Linked DNA regions of Homo sapiens: region 1 is linked to region 2. A link is a loop called in an ENCODE intact Hi-C map of the cell type or tissue named here. Cell type or tissue: heart left ventricle. All regions are shown on one strand. Each heading gives the region's core, and the rest is flanking DNA. Links, peaks and the distances in the headings are about the cores only.

Region 1 (11,897 bases), core at 2,325-10,324, 630 kb before region 2:
GGTACCTAATCATAGAATTACCCCAATCTTCTGACAGCCTCCATCTCCAAGCAAAGCTGTACTTCCTTAAACCCTCCCCTAAATCACTTAACAAGCCCAAATCCTATAATTATTTTCTAACACTCTCTTAATGAGACACCCCATGGTTCCCCCATGGTGTACATTCTCCCTCATAGCAATGAGTAATAAACTTAGTGTTTTCAGTAATAAGTATATTCCTGGTGGTCATTGCCTGGAGGGAATAGACATGATGTCAAGCAGCAAAGTTTTAATTTTAGAGAACAAAGTTTCTTGCTAAGAAAGCAGTAGTCGCCACCGAGTGAGGTGGCTCATGTTACATGGGAGGCTGAGGCAAGATAATTACTTGAAGCCAGGAGGTGGAGGCTGCAATGAGCCGAGATCACACCACTACACTCCAGACTGTGCGACAGAGCAAGACTCTGTCTTAAAAAAAAAAAAGAAAAGAAAAGGAAGAAAAGAAAAAGAAAAAAAGCGGTAGTCTCTCAAAGAAAGGGGTTATTTATGAGACTACAGCTGCAGCATGTTTAATCCCAGCTACGTGGGAGACCTTGAACCTGGGAGATGGAGGTTGCAGTGAGCTGAGATCGCGCCATTGCACTCCAGCCTGCACATCTATTATCTGTGATGAGAAAATAGCAGGACAGGTTTTCACAGTCTGAACTAATTTTACGTTTCTTACTTTCCTTATTTGAACTTTAGTACCAGAAGGCAAGAGGACAGGGATTTTTGCCTGTCTTCTTTGCTGTTATTTCCTCAGTGCCTAAAAGACTGCCAGGCATTGGGCCGGGCACGGTGGCTCATGCCTGTAATCCTGGCACTTTGGGAAGCTGAGGTGGGCAGATCACTTGAGGTCAGGAGTTTGAGACCAGCCTGGCCAACATGGTGAAACCCTGGCTCTACTAAAAATACAAGAATTAGCTGGGCTTAGTGGCACATGTCTGTAATCCCAGCTACTCGGGAGGCTGAGGCAGGAGAATCATTTGAACCCGGGAGGCAGAGGTTGCAGTGAGCCGAGATCTCGCCATTGCACTCCAGCCTGGGTGATTATTTTCCAAAGTGGTTGTACCATTTTACATTCCCACCAGCAATGTATAAGGGCTCCAGTTCCTTGGCAATAGGTGGTATGGTCAATCTTTTTAATTTTAGCCACCCTGATATTACACTGCTTTTTCTTTTCTTTTCTTTTTCTTTCTTCTTTTTTTTTTTAAGACAGAGTCTTGCCCTATCGCCCAGGCTGGAGTATAGTCTGTGATCTCAGCTCACTGCAACCTCCACCTCCCAGGTTCCAGCAATTCTCCTACCCCAGCCTCCTGAGTAGCTGGGATTACAGACGTCCACCACACATCCAACTAATTTCTGTGTTTTTATTTTTTTGTTTTTTGTTTTTGTTTTTTGGAGACAGAGTCTCACTCTGTGGCCCAGACTGGAGTGCAGTGGCACGATCTCGGCTCACTGCAACCTCCACTGCCTCCTGGGTTCAACCAATTCTCATGCCTCAGCCTCCCGAGTAGCTGGGACTACAGGCACATCCTATGCCCGGCTAATTTTTTGTATTTTAGTAGAGATGGGGTTTCACCGGGTTGCCCAGGCTGGTCTTGAACTCCTGAGCTCAGGCAATCCGCCTGCCTCGGTCTCCCAAAGTGCTGGGATTACAGGCATGAGCCGTTGTGCCTGGCCAATTTTTGTATTTTTAGTAGAGAGAGGATTTCACCATGTTGGCCAGGCTGGTCTCGAATGCCTGATCTCAAGTGATCCACTCACCTCGGCCTCCCAAAGTGCGGGGATTACAGGCGTGAGCCACCGTGCCTGACCACATTGCACTTTTAGTTTGCATTTCTGTAGTAATGAATGATGTTGAGCATTTTTCATTTTTTCATGTGCTTATTTGCCATCCATATGCCTTTGGTGAAGTGTGTCTATTCAAATATTTTGTCCTTTTTTTTTTTTTTTTTAGACGGAGTCTCACTCTGTCGCCAGGCTGGAGTGCAGTGGTGCAATCTTGGCTCACTGCAACCTCCGCCTGCTGGGTTCAAGTGATTCTCCTGCCTCAGCCTCCCGAGTAGCTGGGACTACAGGCGTGTGCCACCATGCCCAGCTAATTTTTGTATTTTTAATAGAGATGGGGTTTCACCATGTTGGCCAGGATGGTCTCGATCTCCTCACCTTGTGATCCACCTGGCTTGGCCTCCCAAAGTGCTGAGATTACAGGCATGAGCCATTGCGCCCGGCCAAAATACAATTGATTTCTGTATGTTGATCTTATCCTGCAACTTTGCTAAACTTGCTTATTCATTCTAGTAGCTTTTTGAAGATTTCCCTTGGATTTTCTGTATAGATGATTATGTCATCCATGAATAGACAGTTTTCTTCTTCCTTTCTAATCTAGATGCCTTTGATTTCCTTTTCTTGCTTGAGTGCAGTGGCTAGAAATGGTGAGAGCAGACATCTTTTATTTCTGATCTTAGGGCAAAGCTTTCAGTCTTTCACCATTAAATATATGTTAGCTGTGGGTTTTTCATGGATGCCCTTTATCAGGTTGAAAATGTTCCCTTTTTTGATACTCCTTTTTCTGGCCTTGGTAGTTTCCTTGTATGCTGAATGCTTGGTGACCCTCTGCAAGTCTCCAGGTTCTCTCTCTGTGCAACACTGTCATCTCTGGTGCTCTGTCCTATGAACTCCAGCTGCCTTGGTTTCCCCAGACTCTTAGCTCTGTCTTTTCTTTTCTTTTCTTTTTTTTTTTTTTTTTTTTTTGAGACAGAGTCTCGTCCTGTCACCCAGGCTGGAGTGCAGTGGCGCAATTTTGGCTCACTGCAAGCTCCGCTTCCTGGGTTCATGCCATTGTCCTGCCTCAGCCTCCCGAGTAGCTGGGACTACAGGTGCCCCCCACTATGCCCGGCTAATTTTTTGCATTTTTAGTAGAGACGGCGTTTCAACGCGTTAACCAGGATGGTCTCGATCTCCTGACCTCGTGATCCGCCCGCCTCGGCCTCCCAAAGTGCTGAGATTACAGGTGTGAGCCACCGCGTCTGGCCTTAGCTCTGTCTTTTCAACTCAAGGAGTATTCCAGGGCCAGGCGTGGTAGCTCACACCTGTAATCCCAGCACTCTGGGAGGCCGAGGCGGGTGGATCACAAGGTCAGGAGATCAAGACCCTTCTGGCTAACACGGTGAAACCCTGTCTCTACTAAAAATACAAAAAAATTAGCTGGGCATAGTGGCGGGCGCCTGTAGTCCCAGCTACTCGGGAGGCTGAGGCAGGAGAATGGCGTGAACCCGGGAGGTGGAGCTTGCAGTGAGCCGAGATCGCGCCACTGCACTCTAGCCTGGGCAACAGAGCGAGACTCCGCCTCAAAAAAAAAAAAAAAAAAGACGAAAAATACAGCATGCGGGCATGGTGGTGCACACCTGTAGTCCCAGCTACTTGGGAGGCTGAGGTGGGAGGATTACATGAGCCTGGGAGGCTGAGGCTACAGTGAGCTGTGATTGCACCACTGCACTCCAGCCTGGGCAACAAAGCGAGACTCAGTCTCAAAAAAAAAAAAAAAAAAAAAAAAAAAAAGGAGTATTCTAGGCTCCACCTTAGTTTCTCCTTACTGTCTGGAAATTCTTTCAAGGTAGTGTGAACGTAGACGATCCTAGGTTCATCACATTATTTTCCCATCTCTCATGGATTATGTCCTTTGCTGGGAATGGAAGTCTGTGGATTATCTTTTTGTCGTTGTTCTATTTTGCTTTGATTATCTTTTGAGATCCAAAGTTAAGAACATATTCCTTTACTGTTTGAGCTTATTGAGTTTTTAAAAAAAGGTCTTTCTTACCCCAAATATCATAAAGATATTCTCTTATATTTTCTTGAAAAGTTATAAAGTATTTCTTTTCACATTTAAGTCTTTAATCTACCTGCAATTGATTTTTGTGTTTGGTGTGAAGGAATACAGATCAATTTTAGAATAGCATGTTGCATTTAACTTTGCTGGTAAGTTGATTGGTATTATGTTTTATCTTTTTTTTTCCTTTTTTTTCTTCCATTTCTTTCTTCTTATTACTTTTTGGTTCTAGTCTAATCCATATATATTGAATCTTAGATATAGTTGAGGATAATCAATATATTTTTAATATACAATATTGATTCTTCCTATATTTATTCATTCTTGTTTTGATAGTGATGAATTAGTTCTACTTATTTTCCCATTAGAAAGATGCCCTCATTGGCCAGGCGCGGTGGCTCACGCCTGTAATCCCAGCAGGTTGGGAGGCCAAGGCGGGTGACTCACTTGAGGCCAGGAGTTCAAGACCAGCCTGGGCAACATGGTGAAACCTTGTATCTACTAAAAATACAAAAATCAGCCAGGCAGGCTGGGCGCGGTGGCTCACGCCTGTAATCCCAGCACTTTGGGAGGCCGAGGCGGGCAGATCACGAGGTCAGGAGATCGAGACCATCCTGGCTAACACGGTGAAACCCCATCTTTACTAAAAATACAAAAAATTAGCCGGGCACGGTGGTTGGCGCCTGTAGTCCCAGCTACTCCGGAGGCTGAGGCAGGAGAATGGCGTGAACCCAGGAGGTGGAGCTTGCAGTGAGCCGAGATCGCACCACTGCACTCCTGCCTGGGCAAAAGAGCGAGACTCCGTCTCAAAAAAAAAAAAAAAATCAGCCAGGCATGGTGGTGCATGCCTGTAGTCTCAGCTACTCAGGTGGCTGAGGTGGGAGGATGGCTTGAGCCCAGGAGACAGGGGCTTGCAGTGAGCCAAGATTGTACCATTATGCTCCAGCCTGGGCAACAGAGCAAGACTGCCTAAAAACAAAACAAAACAAAAAACGATGCCCTCATGAACATACTAAACCATGTCTCTTGGTGAACATATGCAAGAGTTTCTCTAGTATCTGGAGTGGAATTGTTGGGTTATAGGCAGCGTTGAATTTATCATAAAGCTAATAAAGCTAATCTACTGTTCATAATGTTGTATTCTTTTTGTCAAAGAGAACTCCCCTCCAATTGTATAAGCTTCAGGTCCTGGAATACTTGGATTTGCCCCCATTGTTGCTTATGCACATGTTGAACAGCATAGTGCAACTATGGAAAATTCAAACAGCTTCTCTGCAGGAAAGAATAGTGTTCAAAGGACTGGAGGAACAAAAGGGTGAAGGGGATTTTACATAGCAATTAGGAAGCTCCTACCTCCCCTGGCCTTGAGTGCTCTCCTCTGTATTGAAGTGGGCTGGAAGCTTGTAAACTAAATCTTCCAGACTGCTTTTCCAGCTGGTTTCTAATGCAGCTCTGTCAGGGAGACACTGGAAGGAGACTGGAAGGCAGGAAGAAGGAATTTTTCTGTTCATGATCACTCCCCTGGCAGGGTCAGCATCAGTAGTGGGTGACTGGGCTGCAGCAGGCAGCGACGGTCTCAGCAGAGGCAGCAGGGGTGAGCACAGGTGCCTGGGTTCCAGCAGCCACGAGGGCAGCCACACTTCCGATGGCTCTGCAGTTCCCATAGCTCCTTCTGTCCACAGTCCCCATCACGCCCTCAGTTCGCCATATATTCAGCTTCTTTTGGATCTACAGGCCTTCATCATCTGCATTTTCTTTCCATTAGCTCCATTTCCTTCCATCCCTAGCAGGAATCTATGAACTATCCTTGAACTCAGAGTTCTCTTGCAGGCACCCTCAACATCTTCATCTTGTTGGCCTCCTGGGAATGGCACCTGCTCTGCAGCTCCCCGTCCTGGATGCATCCTGTAGCCCCACTTCTCTTCCAGGTGCTGGTGACCCTCACTTCTAGAAAACAGCACGGGCCCTGCCAGCCCCAGTCCCCGCGCTGCTGCATGGACACTATGGCTCCCTGTGCCTCCCTGTCTCTCAGTTGATGACTTGCTGCCTCATCAATAGGTTGTTGTCTGACACCTCTATCATCTGTGACAAGAGGTTGTGTTTTTGTTTTGTTTTTTAATAATAGAGATAAGGGCCAGGTGTGGTGGCTCACACCTGTAATCCCAGCACTTGAGGAGGCTGAAGCAGGCGGATCACTTGAGGTCAGGAGTTCGAAACCAGCCTGGCCAACATGGTGAAACCCCGTCTCTACTAAAAATACAAAAATCAGCCAGGTGTGGTGGTGTGCGCCTGTAGTCCCAGCTACTCAAGAGGCTAAGACACGAGAATTGCTTGAACCTGGGGATTGAAGGTTGCAGTGAGCCAAAATCACGCCACTGCACTCCAGCCTGGGCAACAGAGCAAGACTTCATCTCAAAAAAAAAAAATAATAATAATAATAATAGTGATGGAGTTTTGCCATATTGCCCAGGCTGGTCTCGAACTCCTGGGCTCAAGCGATCCTCCCATCTCAGCCTCCCAAAGTGCTGAGATTACAGGTGTGAGCCACCACGCCCAGTCTAGAGAGTTTTCATACCACAAAGTTGAAGGTGAACCTGTAGAACCCATAAACTGTTGACAAAAGAAAAAAGCGGGAAGCAGCCTTGGGTTATCTCCAGCACACCCACCAGAGGGCAGCAGACACTGGCTAAAGCTCTTAGTCATAAGTCCTGAGTGCTGGAAACAGTTGCAATGGCCAGCACGTGGGCAGAGCTCACCGCAGACAGTCCTCAGAGGTCGGAATCTGCCGTGCATCTGGCAATCTCTCTGCTGCCCCTGCCCCAGCCTGCCCTTAGCTCATCTCTCTGGAGCCCAGTGGTAGTCTTCATGGGCTCTCCTGCTTCAGGCTGTCCTGACTTAAGGAATGTCCCCACTGCCCTCATCCCTTCACAGCTCCTCTGCAGATCAGAGTGCAAGCCAGAGTCCTACAGTGGCCTCACAGCCCTGGCTGCTTGGAATCCTTACCCGTTCCCCACTCACTGTGGCACCACCAGGCTCCGCGCTGTTATTCCAGGCCTCAGAGACGGGCACACTCAGGGGCCATGTGCTTCTGTTCCCTTTGTTTATGAGCTATTCCCCCAGGTGTCTGCAGAGCACGCTTCCTTGAACTCCTTCAGGCCTTCCCTGAGCACACCCTTGTAAGTACACACAGACGGCACCACCACATCCCTTTCAGCAGGACCCAGGGGAAGAGCAGTCACCAGACACCCTCCAGCTCTCTGTTCCTGCAGGGCCCAGCACGGCTGCATACAGCCTCACCTGAGGTCACACCCTTCCTAAGGCAGCCTTCATCTGGTGACTGAGCAAAGCAGGGGCTATAAAGAACTGGCCATTTCCATCTCATGTGAGACTCTGTCCGACTGTCTAACTTCTCCAAGACTTTGTTGGGTGCCCATCACTGTTCAAGTTCTCCTGCCCCATCCTGCTTCCGCCTCCTTCCTTCCACAGGTGTTGGCCTCATATTCCATCTCAGTAAATGCCTCTGAAGAGCCCACACCTGTAATTCTAGCACTTTGGGAGGTCGAGGCAGGAGGATCACTTGAGGCAAGGAGTTTGAGACCAGCCTGGGCAACATAGTGAGACACTATCTCTACAAAAAATTAAATTAGCTGAGCATGGTGGTGCACACCTGTGGTCCCAGATACTCAGGAGGCTGAGATTGGTGGATCACTTGAGACTAGGAAGTTGAGGCTGCCATGAGCCATGACTGCACCACTGCACTCCAGCTTGGGCAGCAGGACAAGAACCTGTCTCAAAATGAATAAATAAAAAGAAAGTTGTTCCAGTCACCTGTCTGGCATGTGTACAGCTCTGGGAGACACTCTGCTGGCTTTTCCCAGACGCCAGCCAGCTCCTCCACTTTGACAACTCTTGCCTGCCCAGGCCTCTCCTACTTCTGCCTCACTCCCAGCTGGGGTTTCCTTCCTCATAAAGGACCTCCACTCAGCTCAGCCTTTGGGGAAGCAAGGCTAAATACACTCTTTTGTCATCTTTTGTGACCCTCTTGCAAGCACATCTTTCTCCAGCTATACCATAGGTCCTTGTCTCATTCCTCACATTTTTTGGCACCTACTGTATCAGAGGTATTCTTCTAGATGCTAGGGATACATGACCTCAGGTTATCTGCCTGCCTCAGCCTCCCAAAGTGCTGGGATTACAGGAGTGAGCCACGGCACCTGGCCGCCAGTGCATGTTTTAGACCAGCCACTGAAGCCACAGCACTGGCTGCCTCAGAAGGGGTGGGGCAGGAGGCTGGGAGGGGCTAAACCAGGACTTGCAGTGGGGACGGGGAGAGGAGAAATGTTAAAAAAACTATCCAGGGCCAGGTGTGGTGGCTCATGCCTGTAATCCCAGCACTTCTGGAGGCCAAGGTGAGAGGATCACTTTAGCCCAGGAGTTCAAGGTTGAAGTGAGCTATGATCATGCCACTCCACTCCAGCCTGGGCAACAGAGAAAAACCCTGTCTCAAAAATAGAAACACAGGCTGGGCACAGTGGCTCACACCTGTAATCCCAGCACTTTGGGAGGCCAAGGTGGGCGGATCACCTGAGGTCAGTAATTTGAGACCAGCCTGGCCAACATGGTGAAACCCTGTCTCTACTAAAAATACAAAAATTAGCCAGGCATGGAGGCTGTAGTCCCAGCTGCTTGGGAGGCTGAGGCATGAGAATTGCTTGAACCTGGGAGGTGGAGGTTGCAGTGAGCCAAGATCACGCCACTGTACTCCAGCCTGGGCGACAGAGTGAGACTCAGTCTCAAAAAAATTAAATAATAATAATAATAATAAAGCCTCTGGAAATGGTCCTAAGTGCATTCAGAAAATGAGTAAATATTTATTCAAGTAAATCTACTAAAACTTGGTAGGACTAATCAAAGCTATGATATTTAAACCAACATGCATTCCTTCTTTCTCCTTCCCAGTTCAGTGAGATGGAAAGTCCACTCCAGACTGGTTCAGCCAAGAACAAAGGATTCCCTCTCCAACTAGCTCCCAGTTGGAGAACTGTCTTCCCAAGAGGGATAGAATGCCGGCATTTTCCACCCGGCTCCCAGCTACCGGTTGCGGAGGCTAAGCCCTATATGAGTATGGCCAAGATGGTAGCTCTGTTAGTGCACCTAGGCCTCAGGCAGGGAATAGAGACACTACATTGTGTGTGGTGCCACTGAAAATACCGGGGCCCTGATTGTCTTAATTCTGGCTCATAAGGCAGAGGCAAGCCAAGAAGACTACTTCCCTACTCTCCACAGAGTGACAATCTCTTACAGCAGGTGTGTCACTCAGCAAGAGATGGGCCATTGTCCCTGACCCCAGCTCCAGAGCTGTGGCTCAGAGATTTTTGCCTGGGTAAAGGGGAAGGCCGGGAGCTTCAGATTTTTTCCCAAACAAATTGACTTTGTTTGCAAGAATGTGGAGAAGTTCAAGCCTAATGGTGCTCTCAGAAACAATGGAGGTTCTGATTTTAAAAACAAATGCCATTAAGAGGAATTGAGAAAATAAATCAGAGATAGAAGCAAAACCATAAGTTGGCTAGTTTACTAGACAGGACCAAGGAAAGATACAGTTAAGAGCCATTCTGGAGTCACAAGTCTCAATCATTGACCTAAAGAGATATCCCTTCAGGCCAGGCACGGTGGCTCACACCTGTAGTCCCAGCACTTTGGGATGCAGAGGCGGGAGAATCACTGGAAGCCAGGAGTTCAAGACCAGCCTGGCCAACATGGCGAAACTCCATCTCTACTAAAAATATAAAAATTAGCCAGGTGTGGTGGCACACGTCTGTAATCTCAGCTACTTGGGTGGCTGAGGCAGGAGAATCACTTGAACCCAGGAGGCAGAGGTTGCAGTGAGCTGAGATCACACTACTGCACTCCAGCCTGGGGGACAGAGCGGGACTGCCTCAAAAAAAAAAAAAAAAAAGAAAAAGAAAAAAGAAAGAAAAAGAAAAAAAAAGAGAGAGAGAGAGATTCCTTCAAAAAAGCCCAGATTCAATTGGATTCCTCTGTAGAGCAATTTGTACCCCAAGGAATTGTTGAAAACAGTAGAGCAATCAGACAGCAATTAGCGGAGTGTAACAGCTGTATGTGGTCAGGGAATGAGATCAAGTCCTGCCAGAATCACTGCCATCCCAGGGTGACTGTGGGCATACCCAAGGCTGTGCCCTCTGGGGAGCAACATAAGAGGCTGCACACTATGGGTGGTGATCGGGATTGGGGTGGGGGCCGATGAGTGTAGACTTCACTAAATAATCCACTAGTCACCAAACAAATAAACAAAAACCAATAACAAGCCATGGAACAGAGAAACCAGTGCCCGAAGTTTTACAATATATCACCTAAAATGTCCAGTTTCCAATAACAAATTACATAGAAGACATGCAAAGAAACAGGAAGGTCTGACCCAAACCCCAGGGGAAAAAACAGGCAATAGAAACTACCTGTGAGAAAGCTCAGATGTCAGATTTAATGGAAAGACTTTAAAGCAATCATTATGAATATTTTCAAATAACTAGAGAAAACCATGATTAAAGAAGTAAAGGGGCTGGGCACTGTAGCTCACACCTGTAATCCCAGCACTCTGGAAGGCTGAGGTGGGAGGATCGCTTGAGCCCAGGAGTTCGAGACCAGCTTGGGCAACATAGTGAGACCCCGTCTCTACAAATAATTTAATAATCTAGTTGGGTGTGGTGGCATGTGCCCCTGGTCCCAGCTAGTTGGGAGGCTGAGGTGGGAAGATCACTTAAGCCTGGGCAGTCAAGGCTGCAGTGAGCTGAGATTGAGCCACTGCACTCCAGCCTGGATGATGATAGAGCAAGATCCCACCTCAAAAAAAAAAAAGAAGTAAAGGAAGGTGTGATGAAAATGTCCCATCAAATAGAGAATATCAGTTAATAGACACTGGGCATGGCGGCTCACGCCTGTAATCCCAGCACTTTGGGAGGCCAAGGTGGGTGGATCACTTGAGGTCAGGAGTTAGAGACCAGCCTGGCCAACATGGTGAAACCCCGTCTCTACTAAAAATACAAAAATTAGCCGGGCGAGGTGGCGCATGCCTGTAATCCCAGCTATGTGGGAGGCTGTGGCAGGAGAATCGCTTGAACCCAAAAGGTGGAGGTTGCAGTGAGCCGGCACACCACTGCACTCCAGCCTGGGTGACAGAGAGACACTTCATCTCAAAAAAAAAAAAAGATAGATAGAAATTATTATTATTTAAAATTTTTTTAGAAACAGCCTCTGTTCCCCAGGCTGGAGTACAGTGGAGTGATCACAGCTCATTGCAGCCTCGACTTCCTGCGCTCAGGCGATCCTCTCACCTCAGCCACCACACCCAGCTATTTTTTTTTTTTTTAGACAGAGTCTTGCTCTGTTGCCCAGACTGGAGTGCAGTAGCATGATCTCAGCTCACTGCAACTTCCGCCTCCTGGGTTCAATCGATTCTCTTGCCTCGGCCTCCTGAATAGCTGGGATTACAGGCGCCCATCACCACGCCCAGCTAATTTTTGTATTTTTAGTAGAGACGGGGTTTCCCCATGTTGGCCAGGCTGGTCTCAAACTCCTGACCTCAGGTGATCCTCCTGCCTTGGCCTCCCAAAGTGCTGGGATTACAGGCATAAGCTACTGTGCCCAGCCTTTTTTGTAATTTTTTGTTTTTGTTTTGTTTTTTTTGAGACGGAGTCTCACTCTTGTCGCCCAGGGTGGAGTGCAGTGGCACCATCTTGGCTCACTGCAAACTCTGCCTCCCAGGTTCATGCCATTCTCCTGCCTCAGCCTCCTGAGTACCTGGGACTACAGGCGCCCACCACCATGCCCAGCTAATTTTTTGTATTTTTAGTAGAGACAGGGTTTCACCGTGTTAGCCAGGATGGTCTGGATCTCCTGACCTCGTGACCTGCCCACCTCAGCCTCCCAAAATGCTGGCATTATAGGCGTGAGCCACTGCGCCTGGCCCTTTTTTGTACATTTATAGAGACAGGGTCTCGATTTGTCCAGGCTGGTCTTTATCTCCTGAACTCAA
Region 2 (11,897 bases), core at 1,245-9,244:
AAGAAAGAAAGAAAGAAAGAAAGAAAAGAAATTTATTTCTTACACCTCCTGAGGCTGGGAAGGTTAAGAGCATGGCGCCAGCACCTTGGAGATGGTCATCTCATGGGAGAATGGCAGAAGATGGAAGCAAGTGCAGAAGACAGAAGAAATCAGCTAAACTCGCTTTGAGAACAAACCCAGTCTCGAGATAACTAACCCACTCCCATGATAAGAGCATTAATCCATTCATGAAGGCAGAGTCATCATGACCTAATCACCTCCTAAAGGCTTCATGTCAATTAAATCTCATGAGTTTCAGAGGGGACAAGAATTCAAACCATACCAATACCTAAATATAGATAAAGGCCAGGACACCCTAGGGTGTGCCTGTAGTCCCAGCTATTAGGGAGGCTAAGGCAGAGGGGTGTCTTAAGTCTGGGAATTTGAGACCAGCCTGGGCAACATAGTGAGACTCCATCTCTAAAAAAAAAAAAAAATAATAGACCGGGCACTGTGGCTCACGCTTGTAATCCCAGCACTTTGAGAGGCCGAGGCGGGCGGATCACGAGGTCAGGAGATTGAGATCACGATGAAACCCCATCTCTACTAAAAATACAAAAAATTAGCCAGGCGTGGTGGCGGGTGCCTGTAGTCCCAGCTACTTGGAGAGGCTGAGGCAGGAGAATGGCGTGAACCCGGGAGGCTGAGCTTGCAGCGAGCCAAGATCACGCCACTGCACTCCAGCCTGGGCGACAGAGTCAGACTCTGTCTCAAAAAAAAATAATAATAATAATAAACATAAATATAGATGCACACATCCATATCCATATACATTATGTATATTTATACATGCATAGAAAAGGTCTAGAAGGTACACCCCTAACTTAATAGGGGCTATCTTTTCAGAGGACATGGGATTAGGAAGGGTGAGAGTACAGCGAGGCTTGCAGTATTTCCATGTTGCCGTAGTCTTCCACTGTTGCTGCTGAGCAGCAGCTACGTGTTGTCTCTGTGTTGGTCCTCTGGCTTTCTATTCAGCATGCACTTTGGTATCCTGTGTCTTTGGTATTCTGTCCTCGTTACATACCCAAATGTGGATTTCTTATTTACTCTGCTTGGGATTCATGGGATTTCTTGATTTTGGGGATTTAAGGTGTTCATCAGGTATTCTTTCTTTAAAAAGTTCCTTTCTTGCCAGGTGCGGTGGCTCACGCCTGTAATCCCAGTACTTTGGGAGGCTGAGGCAGGCAGATCATGCAGTCAAGAGATTGAGACCATCCTAGCCAACATAGTGAAACCCCGTCTTTACTAAAAATACAAAAATTAGCTGGGCATGGTGGCGCATGCCTGTAATCCCAGCTACTCGGAAGGCTGAGGCAGGAGAATAGCTTGAATCCGGGAGGAAGAGGTTGAGCTGAGATAGTGCCACTGCACTCCATGGAGCTGGGTGACGGAGTGAGACTCCATCTAAAAAAAAAAAAGAAAGAAAGAAAAAAATGCCTTTCTTGGCCGGGCATGGTAGCTCACACCTGTAATCCCAGCACTTTGGGAGGCTGAGGAAGGCGGATCACCCGAAGTCAGGAGTTCAAGACCAGCCTGGCCAACAAGGTAAAACCCTGTCTCTACTAAAAATACAAAAATTAGCCGGGTTTGGTGGCACGTGCCTGTAATCCCAGCTACTTGGGAGGCTGAGGCAGGAGAATGGCTTGAACCCTGGAGGTGGAGGTTGTAGTGAGCCAAGACCGTGCCACTGCACTCCAGCCTGGGCAATAGAGTGAGACTCCGTCTCAGAAAAACAAAAACAAAAACAAAAATTGCCTTTCTCCTATTCTTTCTTTTCTTTCCTTCTGGGACTCAAATTTGATATAGTTAGATTTTCTCAGGATGTTCTGTCTCTTTCCACCTATTTCATGGTTTCCTAAGTGTCATAAGTATGTATCTCATTCCATTCCAAATAATCTTCTAACACCACATTTCTCCAGCATATTAGCTCTCTCTCCAGTTGGATTTAATAATTCTTTTTTTTTTTTTTTTTTTTTTTGAGATGGAGTTTCACTCCTGTTGCCCAGGCTGGAGTGCAGTGGTGTGATCTTGGCTCACCACAACCTCTGCCTCCCAGGTTCAAGCAATTCTCCTGCCTCAGCCTCCTGAGTAGCTGGGATTACAGGCACGTGCCACCAAACCCGGCTAATTTTTGTATTTTTAGTAGAGACAGGGATTCTCCATGTTGGTCAGGTTGGTCTCAAACTCCCGACCTCAGGTGATCCGCCCGTCTCGGCCTCCCAAAGTGCTAGGATTACAGGTGTGAGCCACCGTGCCTGGCCCAGTTGGATCTAATTCTAAACTGTAGTTTATCCCATCGAGTTTTACATTCCTTTTTTCCATACGGAATCTCACTCTGTCGCCCAAGCTGGAGTGCAGTGGCGCGATCTCAGCTCACTGCAACCTCTGCTTCCCAGGTTCAAGTGATTCTCCTGCCTCAGCCTTCCAAGTAGCTGGGATTACAGGCCCCTGCCACCACGCCTGGCTAGTTTTTGTATTTTTAGTAGAGAAAGGGTTTCGTTGTGTTGGCCAGGCTTTTTTTGTTTTGTTTTGTTTTTTGAGACAAAGTGTTGCTCTTGTCGCCCAGGCTGGAGTGCAATGGCGCAATCTCAGCTCACTGCAACCTGCCCCTCCCAGGTTCAAGCAATTCTCCTACCTCAGCCTCCCGAGTAGCTGGGATTACAGGCGCCTGCCATCACGCCTGGCTAAATTTTTGTATTTTTAGTGGAGACAGGGTTTTGCCATGTTGGCGAGGCTGGTCTCGAACTCCTGACCTCAGGCGATCCGCCCACCTCGGCCTCCTAAAGTGCTAGGATTACAGGCATGAGCCACCACGTCCGGTCTATTTTTATTTTTATTTTTGAGATGGAGTCTTGCTCTGTTGCCTAGGCTGGAGTGCCGTGGTGCGAACTCCGCTCACTGCAACCTCCGCCTCCTGGGTCAAGTGATTCTCCTTCTCAGCCTCCCAAGTAGCTGGGATTATAGGCACCTGCCAGCATGCCCTGCTAAATTTTTGTATTTTTAGTGGTGACAGGGTTTCGCTATGTTGGCCAGGCTGGTGTCGAACTCCTGACCTCAGGTCTCCCAAGTGCTGGGATTATAGGCATGAGCCACCGCACCCGGCCTATTTATTTATTTTTATTTTTATTTTTATTTTCGAGACTGGGTCTCACTCTGTCACCCAGGTTGTAGTACAGTGGCACAATCTCGGCTCTCTGCCACCTCCACCTCCCAGACTCAAGCAATCCTCTCACCTCAGCCTCTGGAGTAACTGGGACTACAGGCACACACCACCACACCTGGCTAATTTTTTGTATTTTTTTGTAGAGACAGGTTTTCGCCATGTTGCCTAGGCTGGTCTTGAACTCCTGAGCTCAAGCGATCCATTCACCTAGGCCTCCCAAAGTGCCGGGATTACAGGTGTGAGCCACTGCACCCAGCCGGACAATTATATTATTTATGTTTACAAGAATGAATCAGAGGGCAGATGCATTGGCTCATTCCTATAATCTCGGCACTTTGGGAGGCTGAGGTGGGAGGATCACTTGAGGCCAGGAGATTGAGACCTGTCTGGGCAACATAGGGAGATCTTTGTCTCTACAAAAAAAATTTTAAAAAAACATTAGCTGGGTGTGATGGTGTGCATCTATAGTCCCAGCTACTCAGAGCGAAACCCTATTCCCCATCCCCAACCCTCCTAAAAAGAATAAGTCTGTGGAAGGCTGGGAGCAGTGGCTCATGCCTGTAATCCCAGCACTTTGGGAGGCTGAGGCAGGCGGATCACCTGAGGTCAGGAGTTTGAGACCAGCCTGGACAACATGGTGAAACCCCTGTCTCTACGAAAAATACAAAAATTAGCCAGGAGTGGTGGCAGGTGCCTATAATCCCAGCTACTCAGGAGGCTGAGGCAGGAGCATCGCTTGAACCTGGGAGGCGGAGGTTGTGGTGAGCCGAGATCCTGCTACTGCACTCCAGCCTGGGCAACAAGAGTGAGACTCTGTCTCCAAAAAAGAAAAAAGAGTTCTGTGGAAAAAGAAAGGCATTCCCTGCAGGTGTCAGCAAAGGTAAGGAGGTCCCAAAGAACAGGAATAGTGAGGAGTCCTTGGGGGAGGATGGGGAGGTTGCCCAAGCTCATCCTTTATACTTGAGACCTCTGGTCCAGAGAAGTGAAGTGTTCTGCTCAGTGTCACACCACTGGTCAGGGGCAGACCGGAATCAGAAAGTAGGCCTTATTTCTTCATCAGAGTCTAGGAAGCCGCCAGGGGAAAGAGGCTGTGCTTTAGAAGGTTAAGGCCTATGATCCACCCTGCGTCACCCAAAGTAAACTAGGAAGGAAGTGTAAATAAACCCCACAAAGATCGGACATTTTTCCATGATGACCACATTGATGCATTTATTAAAAATACAAAATGCTAATAATCCAAACCAGCCCTCTTCCCTTTTTTCCCCTTTGGGAGCCCTTGCACTGTGGTGCATGAAACACATGCTTGAACTAGGCCATTGGGAACTGCGGCTTGGACAAGGAACAGCCACAGCTTTTCCTGTACTCAGAGCAGGCAAAGTGCCATTAAATGCAGCTGGAAGCCAGGGCAGGGGAAGGGGTGGGAAGCTCCTGGAGAGCCCCCAGCTCCTCCCAGTTACTGACTGGCTCTGGAGGAGAGGAGCTAGAAGGCCGAGATACCTGAGGAGACAAACCTGGGGCACCACTGCCACCTGATGTCTTCCTATGGCCATTGCAGTGGTCACAGCCCCAAGCCCCGTGGCAGCCTGGCAGCAGAGTGAAACAAGAGGGCAAAGAAAGCCTATCGGTGGAAGTTTTTATTTACCCTTGACGGTGGGTACTCCCAGACAGTGGGTATGTCTGAAATACTTCATATTGAAGAAAGACATCCATATTGAAAAACTAAACAGAAAACATAAATGGAAAATGAATCAACATATACAAAGTAGCCACAGTATGGAGGTGCGGATTTGACTTTGCCTGCGGAAGAGCTGTCCTGCTCTGGCCAGCACTGGAAGGGACTCTGCCTCCTCTGTTCTGGGAGCGTGCAAGCAGGAACTCTGGACTGGGCTTTGCACAACTTCCAGGAGTCATTGCTTAGAAATCAGAATGACCAAGATCTTAAGGTCTTAGAATCATCTAGGTAATCCACCCCCATCCCAGCTGCCAGGTCACAGTCACACAGAGGCTGAGCACGCCCAATGCCATGCCCAATGCCACCCAGTCTTCCCCTGCTGCTGTTTCTGCCTCGCCTCCCTGTCCTTCCCCTACCCTACCCTAGCGTGGGCAGGCTTTGTGTCCCAAGGTCACCAGTGACATATGTCCCACCACAGGCAGCCGAGCTTAACCCTATCACTGAGACCTCCTTGTGGCTGCTCCCTACCCCTCCCTGCCTGGCTTCCTGGCATCCTGCCTCTAACCTCTCTCTCTGCTTCCCTGTCTTCTACATTGGTAGAACTGCCACTTGGATACGTGTGACAACTTGCTGTCACCAGCCTGGATATTTCTCTGGAGCACTCCTCACATTCAACACTTGACCACTCAGGCATCGGGACAGTCACTGCCCAGATCCCCCCGTCCACATAGGAGCTCAGCATGACAGCCCCTCTTTTTTATTTAATTTACTTATTTCAATTTTTATTTTTATAGAGAAGACGTCTTTCTATGTTGCCCAGGCTGGTCTCAAACTCGTGGCCTCAAGTGATCCACCCACGCTGGCCTCCCAAAGTGCTGGGATTACAGGCATGAGCCACTGCACCCGGCCCAGCCCCCTTTTAAAATGTTTTCTTTTGAAATAATTTAAAGCTTACAGAAAAGTTGCAAGAATAGTACAAAGAATTCCCTTATGCCCTTTGCCAAGAGTCATACATTTTAACGTTTTCAAATTTTGCTGCATTTGCTTTCTTCCCTTTGACTCTGTCTACTTCTCTCTCTTACACACACACACACACACACACTTAACCTGTAATATTTCAGTGTATTATTTCCTTAGAACAAGGATGTTCTCATACATAACTGCAGTATAATTATCAAATTCAGGAAACTTAACACTGAGTTACTAATTTTACCTGGTGGGTCACAGTAGCTCATGCCTGTAATCCCAGCACTTTGGGAGGCCGAGGTGGGTGGATCACGAGGTCAGGAGTTCGAGACCAGCCTGACCAAGATGGTGAAACCCCCATCTCTACTAAAAATTTAAAAATTAGCTGGGTGTGGTGGCGGGTACCTGTAGTCCCAGCTACTCAGGGGGCTGAGGGAGGAGAATGGCTTGAGCACAGGAGGCGGAGGTTGCAGTGAGCCAAGATCGTGCCACTGCAGTCCAGCCTGGCCAACAGAGCGAGTCTGTGTCTCAAAATAATAATAATAATAATAATTTTACCTAATTAAAGTTCATATTTCAATGTAGTCAAATGTTCCAAAAATGTCCTTTATAGTACTCTTTTTCGGTTTGGTCCAGGATCCCATCCAAGATCACACATTTCATTTAGTTGTCATGTCTCTTGAGTCTCCTTTAATCTGGAACGGTTCCTGGGCCTCTCTTTGGTCATGTATGACACTGATATTTATAAAATATGCAGGCCAGTAATTTTATAAATTTCAACTTAGGCTTTTTCAATATTTCCTTTCCTTGTGTATTTCTTTTTTTTTGAGACAGAGTTTCACTCTTGTTGCCCAGGCTGGAGTGCAACGGCGCATTCTCAGTTCACTGCAACCTCCGCCTCCCAGGTTCAAGCAATTCTCCTGCCTCAGCCTCCCAAGTAGCTGGGATTACAGGTATGCACCACCACACCCAGCTAATTTTTTGTATTTAGTAGAGACGGGGTTTCACAATGTTGGTCAGGCTAGTCTTGAACTCCTGACCTCAGGTGATCCACTTGCCTCGGCCTCCCAAAGTGTTGGGATTACAGGCATGAGCCACCGTGCCTGGCCATGTATTTCTTGATTTCTTGCTCTGAGTACCAGTGGTCCAGCCACTCCCTCAGGTCAGGAGCCAAGAGACCATCCTGAATCCATCCCTCTCCCTCACTCCCATCTACCCATCCATCACCAGATCCCAGCACCTAAAGCCCTTCCCTCCCATGCCCCAGCTTCTGCTATGACTATAATTATCATCATTCCTTACCTATCATCCATCCTTTGTCTTGCTCTCAGCAATTACACGGCTTCACACTGCTCCCTTCTTAAACCCTCTACAGGCTGGCTGCTCAAAGGGTAGCAAAAGGATCAGCAGCTTTGAGAGTCTGTTAAAAATGCAGAACCTCAGGCTGCGACCCAGAGCTGTGGAATCAGAATCTGCGTTTTAACAAGTTTCCCACGTGTTTGAGAAGTCCTGCTCTCATAGATCCCTAGGCTTACAGACTCCTCAGAATGGCGTTCAGGGTCCCCCCCCCCCCGCCCACCACAAACCTCTCCTACCTTGTTCACAGGTATGAATGCATGGTATTTCCCCTTTGAACACAATTTCTTTTTCCTGGAACACCCTGTCTCGTGAGACTCCTGCTGAAGGTTAGATTTGAACATCGCCTCCTATGGGGTCCACTGCTTGCTCTGGAGCCCCATGTCCTCTGGACCCCTCTCTATCCTAGCTTCTGTTACATGGAAACGTTACACCTAAGACCTCGTCATTTTTAGTGACTATTTCTCCCACTAGCCAGTGAACGCCTTGAGACAAAGCCTGCATCTTACACACTTCCTTATCCTCAGTGCTCAGCACAAGTCAAACGTTTATTGAATGAGAGAAACAGCTTTTCCTCCATAGAGGCCCTTCCAAGTAGATTTGAAGTGGGTATTGCAAAGGGGCCATATGCAAAGGGGCCATCCAAATGCCAGAGCCACGGTATGTTGGGACAGGGGCAGTCACAGAGAACATCTACTTATCTAATTCTTTTTTTTTTTAATTTTTTTTTTTTTTGAGACAGGGTCTCACTCCTGTCACCCAGGCTGGGGTGCAGTGGAACAATCTTGGCTCACTGCAGCCTTGACTTCCCTGGGCTTGGGTAATCCTCCCACCTCAGCCTCCTGAGTATCTGGGACAATAGGCATGCACCACCATACCTGGCTAATTTTTCGTATTTTTAGTAGTTACAGGGTTTTGGCATGTTGCTCAGGCTGGTCAAGAACTGCTGGGCTCAAACTATCCACCCACCTTAGCCTCCCAAAGTGCAGGCATTACAGCCATGAGCCACTGCACCTGGCCGGAAAATCTAGTTCAAATGCATTTGTTATTTGTGAAGAAAGGCCCCAGAGGGAGAAGTGACTTACTCCAGGTTTCTCTGCTGGAGAGATGTAGCCTGAGTCACTATTGATTCATGCTTTGCCCTTCTTGGAGCCAAGTGCCCTTAAGTGTGATAAGCAGAGAAATAAAAATCAAAGTGAGTCACGGATGAATGAGCACATAATGGAGATTGTTTTGTTTTAGAGATGGGGTCTCACTATATTGCCCAGGCAGGTTTTGAACTCCTGGGCTCAAGCAATCCTCATGCCTTAGCCTCCCAAGTAGCTGGGATTATAGGTGCACAATTTGTAAAGTTTGAAAACATGAGGCCTGGCGCAGTGGCTTACACCTGTAATCCTAGCACTTTGGGAGGCCAAGGCAGGGGGATCACCTGAGGTCAGGAGTTCAAGACCAGCCTGACCAACATGGAGAAACCCCGTCTCTACTAAAAATATAAAATTAGCTGGGTGTGGTGGCACATGCCCGTAATCCCAGCACTTTGGGAGGCCAAGGCAGGGGGATCACCTGAGGTCAGGAGTTCAAGACCAGCCTGACCAACATGGAGAAACCCCGTCTCTACTAAAAATATAAAATTAGCTGGGTGTGGTGGCACATGCCTGTAATCCCAGCTACTCGGGAGGCTGAGGCAGGAGAATCACTTGAACCCAGGAGGCGGAGATTGTGGTGAGCCGAGATTGCACCATTGCACTCTAGCCTGGGCAATAAGAGTGAAACTCCATGTCAAAAAAAAAAAAAAAAAAAGGAAAAAAAATCTGAATCTATCTTCTTGCTTAGGAAATAGTCATACCAGGGAAGGATAAGTGTTACCTTTATGGGGGTTGGGTGCAGCTGAAGAGTTTATGATGAAGTCAGGGTAGGCAAGGGGCTTCAGCTAAGCTGTTCATTCTTAAGCTGGTGTGTGAAATATAAGTGTTGATTTTTTGTACATCTTTGCATACTTTAAATTTTTAAAATCTGAATCAGATCACACCTTGGATGGAATAGTTTTCCCCAAAATTTAAAGTGAGTTAAGTTTTGCCCATGGTTTTGAGTTAACCAACTCTTGACCTTGTGGGTGTCCACACATAAATTTTTCTATAGTAAATGCAAACTTTCTGCATGGCAGGCTTCAAGCTCTAACAAGCAAGTTTCAGAGAGCAGGGGCATTCTAGAAACAGAATCCTGACCTCTCAGTGAAGCATAAAATGAGCAGAGGCTAAGGATGAGGTTGCATCTTAGCATACGGGCTAAAGAGGTCGTTTCATTTTACAGGCAAAAAAAAAAAAAAAATTAAATTCTCAATAATGGGTTGACTTAATTTGCAATTTTAGGAAGGATAGATCAGACAGGAAGCCAGCTGACCTTTGCAGCAATCCAGGGAAATATTACTTGCTCAAAGTAAACTTTAAAAAGCATGGTGGCTCACATCTGTAATCCCAGCACTTTGGGAGGCTGAGGTGGGAGGATTGCTTGAGCCTGGAAGGTCGAAGCTGGAGTAAGCCGAGATCACACCACTGCAACTCCAGCCTGGGCAACAGTGAGACTGTCTCAGAAAAATATATGTATATATAATATAATCAAATATGCCTGAACCCCTGGTTTTCCAACCCATACCTAAAGGACCATGTGTTTTCTATTCTGGGCGTCCCTCTGTGCTTCAGCCCAATATATTTTGTCCCCAGTAGCCCCCAGCATCACATTATGTGTGGGCACTGCAGCCTTGACCTCCTGGCCTCAAGTGATCTGCCTGCCTCGGCCTCCCAAAATGCGGGGATTACAAGCATGAGCCACTGCGGCTGGCCTCAGGCACACTTTTTATGCACCCATTTCATCTTGCAAATCAATCTGAACCACAAGTTTTTGGAGTCAGAGCTTCTTGAGGAAATGTGGCCATCCCAAACACTAATTTTAGTTAATGTGGTCCCAGGACCTTAAAGGGAAATGTAATTCTCCTTAAATCCATCAAGAACTAGGCAGAGAGCATGGGTTCAAGATCTTTTATTTTCAGAGCTTCCAACAGTTGGTTAGTAATGCTAGCTAAGCTGGTATAATCTGAAGGCCATCCCACCTTTCTCTTTAGGCAGTCAACCAACAGAATCTCTTTCTTACAAACAATATCATTAACCAGTTGGAATCTGTCTCAATGCGCGTGTAGGAAGAAGTCCTCTCCCCCACATTTTTCCCAACAAGATTGTTTTATAGCCAAATGTAACTCAAACCCGTAACACAGCAACTAGCCATCTCCAGTATCACTGATTCCCACCCCAAGAAGTTGAGGTAAGAGGGGAGAGACTGTCTCCTGTTTAAGAAAAACCCACCTACACCTCAGTGAAGCCGTGATGGTAAGGAGGCTGGCACCAGAGGGCAGGGATGAGTAGGCACTGAAACAGGTCTCTCTAGAATCAATGAAGTCTGCCCCAGCTCCTTGGATGAGGTGTTCTTTTGAAATTCCCACTTTTATGGAGTTAGATAAGGGGACAACCGGTGATGATTCATCACTCCCTGTCTCTAAAATTAAAACATGATAAACCCAGAAAGTTTTACCTTCAAAATCCACCAAGCTCCCTCCTGAGAAAATTCTATCCAGTCATGTCCATGCCAGCACCCACTCCCTTCTCCTAATGCCCAGGGCTTCCAGCCCCTCTCCTCACCCTTGGGTGGTCCATCCAACACTGATTTGATACTCTTTGACTCATAATATGACCATTTTTTAAAAATTAGAAAATAAAAGCTATCAATATCACAGCAACATAAGGAAGATACTCAGTGGACATGCTCCTCCCCCATCCTGTGGAGCCCACCTACCCCCACCCCCCTTCCCTGGGAAACCTACACTGCAACATTCCAGCACTGAGCCGGGGGTGGCCCAACAGATGCTGCCTCAAGTGCTTTCCTGACTGTGGCTCCTATACCAGCCAATGTCATGGAACTGGGGTGAGGAAGAACAGGGCCACACCTCCCACCAAATAGATATCGGTAGCCAGTGGTGGGTCTGGGAGATTTAGCTTATGTCAGGCAGCCAAGCCTGGGTCCAACGCTCTCACCAGGACCTCAGTTCTTGGCTTAAATAGCAGCAGCCCCAGTACCACAGCGCCTCCTGGGGGTGACAGAGCACCTAGCTTTCTGTCCGATAACTTATAACAGGTTTGCATTTTCTTACCCACTTCTTTTTTTTTTTTAAATTAAAAGCCGAGGTAGTCCCTGGGATAATAAAACCCTACCTAGAATGGCAGTATTTCAACCTAATGAAGCAGTAAAATAAGTCTCCAGGAGTTAGAAAAAAAAATAAAATAAAGTGATTGATGAAGTTGAATAAATTAAACATATGGATTATCCCACAAAGACCTTTCCTTCCCAGGTTGTCTTTGCTATTTGGCCAGCAGCATTTCTGTGTAACTTCTCTACTCCCCTCCGTCTCCTCTCCCCTCATGAGATGGCTGGAGCCCGATAAGGCCCCGGCTGGTTCATCCCACTGTGGCTCAGAGCAGCTTGACACGGTGCTCAGAACTGCATTGTGGCACAGTTCTGATATGGACGGAGGACGTCTAACAGGGACAGAAGAGGCGTAGCCAGCAAGATGCCCTGGGCTCCAACCTTGGGAGTGTGGGAGGTAGGTTTAAGGCATGGAAGTCCCAGGCCCCCTCTCCAAATGTCACACAG

Evidence for each region. Hi-C counts contacts between places; a loop is a spot of excess contacts. Peaks named below come from ENCODE experiments on the same cell type or tissue, not always from the same donor. Only the 100,000 strongest peaks of a DNase experiment are listed, where the experiment ranks them.
Region 1: a loop joins it to region 2, with 2.7 times the contacts of the local background. A loop is called at or near these places in 19 of 110 quality-filtered maps.

The regions. Positions count from the first base shown.
Region 1 is chr3:47,515,762-47,527,658 of GRCh38, forward strand. No RefSeq gene overlaps it. Among named protein-coding and RNA genes, the nearest start is that of ELP6, 8.0 kb to the left of the region's middle. RefSeq lists an enhancer at 6,675-6,864. In heart left ventricle, for the core only: a CTCF peak has its summit at 6,510 (motif pointing right); a DNase peak (open chromatin) is centred at 6,540.
Region 2 is chr3:48,146,959-48,158,855 of GRCh38, forward strand. It overlaps CDC25A (cell division cycle 25A), which reads right to left. Exons shown (of 15, transcript NM_001789.3): 15 at 10,188-11,897. Among named protein-coding and RNA genes, the nearest start is that of CDC25A, 36 kb to the right of the region's middle. RefSeq lists a silencer at 1,373-1,562. In heart left ventricle, for the core only: a CTCF peak has its summit at 4,742 (motif pointing left); DNase peaks (open chromatin) are centred at 4,633 and 5,251; H3K27ac peaks cover 1,560 bases.